Linked DNA regions of Homo sapiens: all the other regions are linked to region 3. The links are chromatin contacts, found by Hi-C or POLR2A ChIA-PET in ENCODE. All regions are on one chromosome and are shown on one strand. Each heading gives the region's core, a stretch centred on a gene start or an enhancer-like site at or near the end of the contact. The rest is flanking DNA. Distances are from core to core; before and after follow the strand shown. Region 1 overlaps GPR39 (G protein-coupled receptor 39). Region 2 holds the start of GPR39 (G protein-coupled receptor 39). Region 3 holds the start of FAM201B (family with sequence similarity 201 member B).

Region 1 (3,759 bases), core at 267-2,766, 86 kb before region 3:
CAGGCGAGAGATGGTTTTCAAACCTTTCTGCCACAATAGAACTCACTGCAATTAACCACTGCTAGAAAACGGCCACTGGCCCTTTGTTCAACATTTCTATCAGTAGGGGCACTAGCAAGAAAAGGACTCTGTCCTTTGGAGATGGCTAGGGTCCGTGACCTACCATCAGCACAGGGGGACTCTGTAATATTTCTCTAGGACTAGGGCTGAGCTTCAGGGAGTCACCTACCATCCACAAACCTTTGTTAGGAGGGTTCTGTGGTCACAAGATACAAAGTAGGATGGGAATAACTAGGTGTCATGTTTCGATGGAACCCACAAGCTGTAACAATGCACCTTGGACTCCAATCCCTTTGTAGACAAATATGGGAGGCAGCCTGGAGCAGCCCCATAGGAAGTGGGCATGCTGTGAGAAACTGGAGACAGCACAAGCAGTCCAGCGGTGTTCAAATTCTTTAAAAAACAAGCAGCAAACACTGAGCCAAACAAACAAAACATATCCTGGCCACCACTAGCTCCTAGGCTGCCTTGTTGTGAAAACTGGTTGGTGACTCAGGTTAATGGATAAATGCTTTGTATTCCCTAAGATTTTTAAAAATCACTTCTCTCTTCAGAGCCAGCTAAACCTGTGCTGAAATGGAACCACTTCAGCAATAAGCCTCCACAGAATCATCTGAAGCAAATTAAAGTGTTTCTCTCAAAACAATCCTTTTTCTGGAAGGCATTCAATCAGGGTACTCCTTCAACTCTCTGTTTTCTTTCTGAGTGGTAGCTTTTTGCTATATGGAAAAGATAAGAACAATCTCAGACCTATCCAAAGGCATCTAATTTTCCTGTGACAAAAGTCCCACCATTGTCAAGTGGAGCCGCATCTCAGCAGCCTTTCAACAGGATAATCTGTCCTCCTTCACAGCCATTTACCAAGCGCCTCTTGGCATATTGCCTCAATGATGTTTGAGGGGTTATTTCTACCCAGGTACCTTTATTTTGAGCTGCACATTAGCCTGTCATCAAGACACTGTTACCACAAAAAAATAAAATAAAATAAAGAATTAGTTGCTCACCTTTGGTTTTCTCTTGATCTTTAAAATAAACAATGGGCTTGACACCATTGTGATTTTCCGAGTTTAACTGCTGCTTTAAATCAAATTTCACATCTAATGCTTGTTACGAATGGCCAGGTGGAGCATGAAGAGAAATCGTGTTTGTGATTTGGCCTCCCAAGCTATTTATGTTGGAGAAACAGAAAGCTGCATCCTGGGGGAATACTCTTATGAATGTTATTATGAATAGCATCAGGGCTCCAGCCTAGCATTTTGGCATTTGCCACTAATCACTTATGCGCCACATGTCATCAGAATTAAACATACACATGCTCGCTGCGACATATTAATATGCTGCCATGGCAGAGCAGGGGAATTCCGACAGCCATGGAAGCCAGGAAATGACTAATGGAGGCCTACTTTCCCCTTCTCTCCAGGGCTTGGGCCCTGTGTACCCTCAGGGTATGACAGAAGGGCCTGGAGAATGACTAAAGGATGATGCAGAACTAAGGAAGACCTTCAACTTGAAACAAGGATTGTATACTTTGAGACTTAAGGCATCAGTTGGTAAATTTTTTTCTTTAAAGGGCCAGATAGTAAATATTTTAGGTTTTATGGGACCACATAGTACTGTCGCATATTTTTTTTTCTACAACACTCAAAAAAATGTAAAAAAAAAAAAAAAAAAAAAAAAAGCTTGCTGACATTACAGGTATCATGAGCTATATAGAAACAGGGATTGCCCATACGTAATTTGCTAACCCCTGACCTAAGGGAATCAAGTGGTTGTCTGCCAGTGACCTCAAGCCAGCAGGGCATGTCAAACTTAGGAAAGCAGTGTACTGAGTGACTTGAGCCTGCAGTCTCAGCTACTTGGGAAGCTAAGACAGGAGGATCACTTGAGCCCAGGAGTTCAAGGCCAGCCTGGGCAACATAGCAAGATCTTGTCTCTAAAAACAAACAACAACAACAACAAAACCCCAACAACTTATGAAAGCACTCAGGATCCTCCTATTGGAGTCAGAGCTATGACCTAATTATATATAAGCATGGTTTCTACATGAATGGTTGGACCTTGCGTATCTGTTTCCATCTCTAAGTGACCCATGATCCTTCCAGTCAGGAACTGAAAATACCTGCTTCAGATTAAATGCTGCCTCCTCCAGGAAGGCTTCCAGGATTGCTGCAACACTCCGTCCCTTCCCTGAAACCCCAATGTTTATGGCTGTTGCCAGACTTTTGGCAATACTGTTATGACAACATGACCTCTAAATACTAACCTCTTAGTAACACTTCATGGTTCACCAAACAGTTTCACTAGCCAGGATAATATCACTCAGGCTGCAGGTGCAGCCCCAGAGTTAGGCTCTCAGAGGTCAAGTATGTTGCCCGAGGTCACATTACTAGGAGGAGCCATCTAGCTCCAAAATCTATGCTCCCTACATACAGCACTGGGGGACCTGCCCCTAATTCTCCCTTGACATGTCAGCCTTCCTTCCCTGGTGTCTTGCAATTTCCTTGCAGTCAAGGAACATGTCTAATGCCTCTCTGTAGCCTCCCAGTCAGAGCTGGATACCTACGAGGCCCAGTACATAATGTCTATTCAGTAAATACCTGGGGTTAACTCAGAGCTGAAGCCCATGGAGGCTGGCAGAGAAGACCCCCAAAGACTATTATGACACAAAGTAGAAGAGGAGAGTGGGGCAGCCTCTGCCCGCCAACCCACAGGCCCAGACATGACACGGAGCAGCTGCCTCAGGAGGTAGCACCGTGGGAGCAGAGCCAGGGCCTACACTTCACACATTCTGGTCTCCACGACCCTCCCCAGCCAATCACACACACTCCCTGCATGTCTCTTCTCAAATGCTTCCCCAGGAGCATCTATGAAGGAGTATGGTGTAGTGCTAAGGCTTTCAAAATGTATGTCAGACTTACTCATGATCATAAACTCAGTTTACTGGCTTCAGATTGGCATTTTCGTTAATGAAATGAATAGAAGAGAAAAGATCAAAATGCACTTCACATTCAAAGGTAAGGATGGGTGAATATCGTTCAGTGAAACTTTTGTTTGCTCTGCCTGTGCGGGTGTGTGCACTTGTGCATGTGTGTGTATTGTCTTGCTATATCAAAGTTTAAGCAACTCTAACACAGTGGTTAATACTGCAAGCTCTGTAGCCAACCTGCCTGGGTCAGATACACCTCAGGTTCTTAATTGCTGTGTTACCTGAGGCAAGTTCCTTAAACTCTCCGTGTTTCAATTTGCTTATCTCTAAAATAGGATAATTAACTGCACCTGCCTCATAGGGCCTTGGGAGAATTCAATGAATGAGCATACAAAAAGATCTTAGAACACCTGGCACATAGCAAGTAAATTTTTTAAAACGTTAGTTAATATGATTAATACAATGATCCACATAACCACGCTGCGGGATGAGGAGACACACTGCTGTTATCTGATTTGATTGATGGAAACTGAGGCAGAGAGAGATGGACCGAGCAGAAGCACCAAGCCAGCACCAGCCTCTTCTGTCCCCACAAGTCGGCAAGCACCATGCCACATCACTGAAATTCCTTCAAGCCGGGGGGCTCTTTACTAAGCTGAATATAATCACAAATACTACCCACCTCTGATATTTCCCATCTCTGTGATGAGGATGGATGATACATTGTAAAGTGCTGAGAGCACCTCACAGACAAGTGTGATATAAATTCCAAA
Region 2 (3,808 bases), core at 188-2,687, 64 kb before region 3:
TTTGTCCGTCATATTCTCTAGTATTATTGTCCCCATTTTACCAAAGATTTTTGTGACTTCCCAAAGGTCACAGCAGTGATGTTCTGGAATATACCCAAACCTTCTGGGTTCTGGTCTCGTGCTCTTTTCACCATAATCTACCATGAATCCCCGAAACACAGAGAAGAAACATTCAGAGACCCAGAGCAATGCCCTCATACTGCTACAAGACTCTTCCACCTTAGTAAACTTAAGTGTGCAATTCTAGGGCAAGACTTGCCCTGGAGAGGGCCACAGGCAGTGGCACGGGTCGTGGGGGAAGGTTGGGAAGCTGCTCACGTGTTGCCCCCGACTTAGGACTCACTCAGGAAGATGATGGTCTGCCTCCTGGCGGTCCTGCTCTCTTCGCTCTCGGACTTCCTCAGCTGCGGAGGCCGCGTGCCCCCGGCCAGCGAGCCCTTCTGGCTTTTCATGAGCACCTGCATCATGTTCCAGCACATGAAGGCTACGGAGAGCAGGACCACGAGGTAGACCACGAAGGCGCCGAAGATGCTGGACTGGAACACGGTCCAGCGGCTGGAGAGGTTGGTACAGATGGACATATTGGAGGTCTCGGGCTGCTCGTGGTGGCGGGTGCTGGAGCGGTTGCAAGTGAGACCCCGGTGGCTGGGCACGTTCACCAGGGGGTACTCAGTACCCATGGCAAACAGCAAGGGCAGTGCCACCAGGGCGGAGGTGACCCAGACGAAGCCAATCAGCAGCTTCACCTGGCAAGGTCCCGACACAGCCTTGTACCTGAAGGGGTGACAGATGGCGATGTAGCGCTCAAAGCTGAGTGTCAGCACGTGCAGCAGCGTAGCGTAGCTGCAGGCCTCGAAGAGGAAAGTGTGCAGCTTGCAGGACAGGGTGTAGCTGGACGTGGTCAGGGGATTCCAGATGATGCTGTAGAACTCCATGGGCATGCCGATGAGGAACACCAAGATGTCCGAGCAAGCCAAACTCACCATGTGGTCTGTCACCTCCTTCTGCAAGTATCCTTTCTTCTGCAGCACCTGGGTGACCCGAATGGTGGCGCTGTTCCCCAGAAGGCCCATCACGAAGATGATCAGGTACACCAGAATAAGGGTGATTTTGATCCAGGTGGCCACCTCAAACTCGGGGACATGACTGTGATCAATGATTTGGGAGCAGTCACTGCCCGGGAGGCTGGGTGAAGCCATGAGAAAGAGCACCAGGCTACCAGGTCCAAAGACTTTCTCAACTTCCCTTTCTCCTCCCAGCAGCGTCCAAAATTCTTGGCTGCAAACTCACCTGCGTGGGCGCACGATTTTATCTCACTCGAGTTCTCCTCGCGAAGGTAACTTAGTATTTCAGGTGCTTTCATGGAAACTTGCTGGAGCAGCCCAACCTAGGAGAGGCCCAGGAGGCGCCTGGGTGTTGAGGTTTGGGAGTGTATGTGGCTGGGGCGAGGCGGGGAGAGGGCGGAGGAAGAACGTTCTAAACTCCTGGCTGGCTGGGAGTGAGACCGCAGCACCTGGCGCTCCGCCTCTGCCCCTCTTCGCCGAGGGCGCACTCCGCCTCGCAGCACTCCTCTTCCTTTCCAGCTGCCGGCACTTGAGAGCCCCGGTCCACATTCCCAGAGCACCCTCTCCCGAGCTGCGGGAGGCGGGGTGGTCAGCGATTAATCATTAACCACAGCGGATTGTGCTCAGCGGCCCGGCTGCAGACCCAGCCCAGCGGCGGGGTTTGACTCAGCACATAGGCACGGTCCCTGAAATCAGATCGTGGCTCTCGAGCTACGAGCGACCCACCCCCGCCCCACCCTCCGTCACCCAGGCGGCAGCCGCAGAGGCAGCTGCGGCGCTCCAACCCGACAAGCGTCCCAAGGAGGTGCAGCCCCGGGGAAGCTGGCGACCCTCCCGAGCTGGGAGAAAGACAAACTTCCTCTCGCCCGCACTGCCCCCACGTCCACCGCTGCCCTGGGGGCCCCCTTCGAAGGCGAGGTCACGGCCCGTTTGGTGGTGGCTTGACCGGGGCGTCCCAGAGGAGCCAGCAAGCCCTCGCCTCCTCTGTGGGGTGTTTGCCAAGGACAGCTGGGCTCTGCGCTGCTTGCAGCCGCTGCTCCAGGAAGTCGGCCCCAAGCAGGCTTGCAGGATTCACTATAGAATCCCTGCCTTTCCCCAGAGCCTGCCGGTGTTCTGCGCAGGGCCCTGCCTCGCCTTCCCACGGAGGGACGCGAAGACCCCGGGGTCTCTTCTTTCAGTTTCGCTCCAAGGTGCAGCCGCTTTCCCGGCAGCGGGACGTCTTTTAATTGGGGACATGTATATGGATGAGGATGGCACTCCGCCAGCAAGCCCCAGGTGGGAAGCATGCCCTCCGGAGGGAGCTGTGCCTAGAACGTCGAAGACAGCAGGAGGAGCTGAAGGCTCTGACAAGGCCGTCATGTAAAAACAGCATTAAGGATCATGACCTTTTCCCTCGAATGGACCCATTTTCGTCTTTTAATTCCACAATCAGAGGGAATGAGCAATGAAGGGGGAGGAAGGCTGCCTTATGCGTTCTAGGATGTTTAGCACCTGCATACACACATCCATAGGGACAGCCAAATGTCTCCAGACATTGCTAAATGCCCCTTGCCAGGGAGTGGCAAAGTCAAAGTCAGAACCTCTGCCTCAAAGGAAGAACATGGATCCCCTTTATCTGTACATTCTAGGGGCCTAGCACAAGCCCTCTGTGCTGAAAACATCTCTGAATTATCCCAATCGCCACATCGATGCAATCATTTTAAAGATGAAGCAATTCTGCTGTCTGGAGGACCTATGCTTCCCCAAGGCCATAAAAGAGTGAGTGAGAGCAAGGTCTTACTCAGATGTGGAATATAAAATAAAGTTAAATACATAGAAACAAAGAGTAGAAAGGTGGTTACCAAGGCCTGGGAGGGAGAGGAAATGGGGACATGTAGGTCAAAGGACAAAATGAATAAGTCTACAGATTTATCATACAGCCACAGGACAACAGTTAATAATGTTGCAATGTAGATTGAAAATTTGCAGAGAGAGTCCATTTTAGGTGCAACACACACAAAAAGTCACTGTGGAAGATGACAGACACCTTACTTTGCTTGACTGTGGTAATCATTTCACTTTGTATATCAAAACATCATGCTGCACACCTTAAATATATATGATTTTTAAAAAATGGTTAGTGACAGACTTGGAAATTAATCCAGATCAGTCTGACCCCTGAGTTTGTACTCCTAATTCTGGGAATGCAGTAGGTGCTTAGGAAATTCATCCTGAATGGTGCACATAGAAACATGGGACTGTACTTTTTTGGGGGGGGGAGGGGACGGAGTTTTGCTCTTTTTGCCCAGGCTGGAGTGCAATGGCGCCATCTCGGCTCACTGGCAACCTCTGCCTCCCGGGTTCAAGTGATTCTCCTGCCTCAGCCTCCTGCGTAGCTGGGATTACAGGTGCGTGCCACTACACCCGGCTAATTTTTTGTATTTTTAGTAGAGACAGGGTTTCACCATGTTGGCCAGGCTGCTCTTGAACTCCTGACCTCAGGTGATCTGCCCACCTCGGCTTCCCAAAGTGCTGGGATTACAGGTGTGAGCCACTGCGCCCGGCCAGGACTGTACTTTCTGCACAGTGCACTGGAGCTATTGTCTGATGACCTCAAGGATTATTTGATTTTAATGCTGTCTAGGAGAAAAAAAAAATGCTGTATGGCCACTGGATCTTTAAAATTAGCTTCATATGTGCCTTTCATGTTTTCTCTTTCTTTGTTCTGTTAAATCACAAGCTCCAAAGCCAAGAAGTGTATCTTT
Region 3 (3,513 bases), core at 450-2,949:
ATTAATTCTAAATTAATAAAAGACTTAAATGTAAGGACTAAAAGTATGTAACTCTTAGAAGAAAACACACGGTAAACCTTTATGACCTTTGAGTTTTAAGTGTATTTTGAAATATGACAGAAAAGCACAGATAACAAAAGAAAATACATGTAAATTAGATTCAATCAAAATAAAAACCCTTTATGCATCAAAGGATACTATCAAGGGAGTGAAAAGACAACCCATAGTATGTGAGAAAATATGTATCTGCTAAAATCAAAGTGTGTATCTGATAAAAGCTTAATATCCCACAACTCAACAGAATTTCTAAGATCCCAATTAAAAAAGAGGCAAAGGACTTGAATAGACATTTCTCCAAAAAAGATACACAAATGTCTAAGAAGGACAAGAAAAGATGCTAAACACCGTTATTCATTAATAAAATGCAAGACAAAACCCAAATGAGATGCCACTTTGCATCCACTAGTAAGGCTTTCATAACAACGATACAGAAAATCAGTGTTGCTAAGGAGGTGGAGAAATTGGAGCCCTCATGAACTGGCTGCTAGGAACAGAAAATGATGCACTTGCTGTGGAAAACAGTTTGGTGGTTCCTCAAAGAATCACACAGAGAAACAGGCGCCGCGGGCTTGCGGGTTCTCCTGGGCTGGCGCGGGACTTCCCGGAATCGCAGGCGCTCATCCCTTCCCTCCTGAGGGCCCGCCTGGCCGTGACTCCGCCCCTCTTCTCCTCCGAAGAGAGATCGGGGCCGCTCCAGGGGCCGCCTGCAGCCACCGGGGATGCGGCTGAGGGTCGGTTCCTGCCCTGGTGCAGCCGCCTCCGGGCAGACCGCCTGACTTGGCCTCAGTCACGGCGACATCTAGCCCTGGTTCTGCGAGGCTGGGCGCGCCAGCCAGCTTGGAAGTTGCCCGGCGCCTGTAGCTGGGCGCCCAGGTGGTGGAGCATGGCCTGGGCGGCCTCTGGATCACGAGTGCCCCTGGCCTGAGAGCCCGCCAGACCCTGCCCCCGCCCGGGTCCTCCTCTGCCAGAGCTCGAGACCTCTAGCTAGGGGTCCTCTACAGCCACCGGGGATGGGGCTGAGGGCCGGTTCCCGCCCCCGTGCAGCTGCTGCAGGGCAGACCGCCTGGCTTCGCCGCAGCCACAGGGACATCTGGCCCTGGTTCCGAGATGTGGGGAGTGCGGGCGGGCTCGGGAGTTGCCTGGAGGCTGCTGCCTGCACACAGAAGGCGGCTGCAGCTTAGGTGCCCAGGCGGGCTGGAGGTGCATGGCCTGGTCGGCCTTGGGATCGCCAGCGCGCCCAGCCTGAGGGCCCCCAGGCCGTGCCTCTCGCCCACTCCTCCACCTGAGGGAGATCTGGGCCGCTGGCACGGGCACTCGGCAGTCACCCCGTGTGGGGCTGAGCGGCGGGTTCTCAGTTCTGGCTCCTGTGCAGCCGCCGCCGCCGGGCAGAATGACTGGCTTGATCGCAGCCACTGGGATACCTGGCCCTGGTTCTGCGATGCTGGGAGCGCGAGCGGGCTCGGGGGTTGCCAGGCAGCTGCTGCCTGCACACAGAGGGCGACTGCAGCTTGGGCGCCCAGGCGGCGGAGCATGGTCTGGGTGTCGTCTGGAATGCGTGCGCGCCAGGCTTGAGGGCCCCCCTGGTGGTGCCACCTGCCTCGCTGCTGGGCTCCTTCCTGCCCCTGCGCCTGCGCGGGCGCTGGGCCTTTGCGAAGGCTGAGCTGAGTTCTCCTCAGCACAGACCCGGAGAGCATCGCGAGGGCGGAGCTGAGTTCTCCTCTGCACAGACTTCGGAGATACAGCGAAGGCGGAGCAGTGTTCTCAGCACAGACCCGGGCGGGCGGGCCGGGGGCACCGCGAGGGCGGAGCTGCGTTCTGCTCAGCACAGACCTTGGGGGCACTGCCTCGCTTTGGTACAACTCGGGGCCGCATCGACGGTGAATAGAATCCTTCCTGTTTGCAGCCCTGAATAATCAGGGTCAGAGACCAGTTAGAGGGGTTCAATGTGGAAAACGGGAAACCAAAATCCCCTCTGAATCCTGCCCACCGAGGTTCTCCCCAGCCAAGGCGAGGCGGCCGCAGTGCGAGATCCACACCGCAGCCTCGGAAGACAAATGCAGCATTCCTAATGCAGACATGACACCCAAAATATGACACCTCCATTGCTCATGTAACAAGCACCTGTAATGCTAATGCACTGCCTCAATACAAAAATATTAATATAAGATCCGCAATCCCCTCGCTGCCGTGCAGTCCTAAGACAGAGATCATAATAATCAACATTGACATAGTCAATACCAACGTAGCAACGAACCTAGGGTTAAGGTTGGTGTTAGGGTTAGGGGTTAAGTTTAGGGTTAGGGTTTGGAGATAGCGGTTGGGGTCAGAGTTAGGGGTTAGGAGTCAACGTTTAGAGTTAGGGGTTAAGAGATGTTAGGGGTTAGGTATTAGGGGTTAGGGTTGGGTTAGGGTGAGGGTGAGGGTTGTGGTTAGGGGTTAGGGGTTAGGGTTAAGGGTTAGGGTTAGGGGTTAGGGTTAGGGTCAGGGGTTAGGGGTCAAGGTTAGGGTTCAGGGTCAAGGTCAGGGGTCCCACTCTGTGGGTTGTGTATTTACTCTGCTGACTGTTCCCTTTGCCATGCAAAAGCTCTTTAGTTTAATTAAGTCCCAGATATTTATCTTTGTTTTTATTGCATTTGCATTTGGGTCCTTGGTCATGAAATCCTTGCCTTTGCCAATGTCTAGAAGGGTTTATCCAGTGTTATCTTCTAGAATTTTTATAGTTCAGAAATTAGGTTTAAGTTCTTAATCCATCTTGAGTAGATTTTTGTATAAGGTGAGAGATGAGAATGCAGTTTTATTCCCCTACATGTGGCTAGCCAATTATCCCAACATCATGTGTTGAAAAGGGTGTCCTTTCCCCACTTTATGTTTTTGTTTACTTTGTCGAAGACCAGTTGGCTGATTATACTTGGGCATATGTCTAAACAAAACACGTATAGATCTGTATGCAGAAAATCATGAAACACTAAAGCAAGAAATTAAAGAACACTTAAATGAAGGGACTTGTTATATTAATGAACTGGAAAACTCAATGTGAGAAAGACAGATCTTCTGATTTAACATAATGTCAATGAAAATACCAGCTGAATTTTTGGGTAGATATAAATAAGCTGATTCTAAAATGCATGGAAAGGCATGCATTCCATTTATATGGAAAGGCAAAGGAACCAGAATAGCTAAAAACAATTTTGGAAAAAAAGAATAAATTTGGAGGAATCAAACTATCCTAAGATTTACTATCAAGCTACAGTAAATATGACATCTTGCTACTGGTGAAGAGATACACACATAGATCAATTTAGCAGAACATAGTACAGAAATAAACCCAAACAAGTGGTGTTGGGATGGTTGGTCATTCATATGTAAAGAAATAAACCCCAACTTAACCATCGCATATTATTAAGAAGTTAACTCACAATGGATCACAGATTTAAGTGTAAAACCATAAAACGT

The links. A loop is a pair of places that touch in the nucleus more often than their neighbours do. ChIA-PET counts read pairs that join two places held with the same protein, here RNA polymerase II (POLR2A). Pooled maps may share reads with other maps.
Region 1: a loop to region 3 is called in a map of PC-3, with 5 times the contacts of the local background. The contact joins the enhancer-like site here to the promoter of FAM201B in region 3. A Hi-C loop is called at or near these places in 9 of 168 maps with a recorded cell type or tissue (Caco-2, Calu3, HCT116 and 6 more) and 6 of 50 pooled maps. POLR2A ChIA-PET finds 5 or more read pairs at or near these places in 2 of 52 experiments (MCF 10A and SK-N-SH).
Region 2: a map of PC-3 shows a loop between it and region 3 (8-fold over the local background). The contact joins the promoter of GPR39 here to the promoter of FAM201B in region 3. A Hi-C loop is called at or near these places in 10 of 168 maps with a recorded cell type or tissue (Caco-2, Calu3, HCT116 and 7 more) and 6 of 50 pooled maps. POLR2A ChIA-PET finds 5 or more read pairs at or near these places in 7 of 52 experiments (A549, Caco-2, MCF 10A and 2 more).

Annotation. Positions count from the first base shown.
Region 1 is chr2:132,436,553-132,440,311 of GRCh38, reverse strand. All of the region lies in intron 1 of GPR39 (G protein-coupled receptor 39), which reads right to left. Among named protein-coding and RNA genes, the nearest start is that of MIR9986, 4.7 kb to the right of the region's middle. RefSeq lists an enhancer at 1,322-1,616. Within about 2 kb of position 1,516, at least 7 of the 41 ENCODE cell types and tissues checked have a DNase peak (open chromatin) inside an H3K27ac peak, as active enhancers do; they include HCT116, PC-3, endothelial cell of umbilical vein and 1 more, where a contact is called at or near this core.
Region 2 is chr2:132,414,434-132,418,241 of GRCh38, reverse strand. It overlaps GPR39 (G protein-coupled receptor 39), which reads right to left and starts at 1,437. Exons shown (of 2, transcript NM_001508.3): 1 at 344-1,437. The coding sequence starts at 1,199. LOC124905948 reads left to right here and starts at 1,198. Exons shown (of 4, transcript XM_047446885.1): 1 at 1,198-1,336; 2 at 1,706-2,822. The coding sequence starts at 1,198. The coding sequence ends at 2,427. RefSeq lists a silencer at 1,512-1,806 and an enhancer at 1,512-1,806.
Region 3 is chr2:132,350,853-132,354,365 of GRCh38, reverse strand. FAM201B (family with sequence similarity 201 member B) reads right to left here and starts at 1,699. Exons shown (of 1, transcript NR_135203.1): 1 at 83-1,699.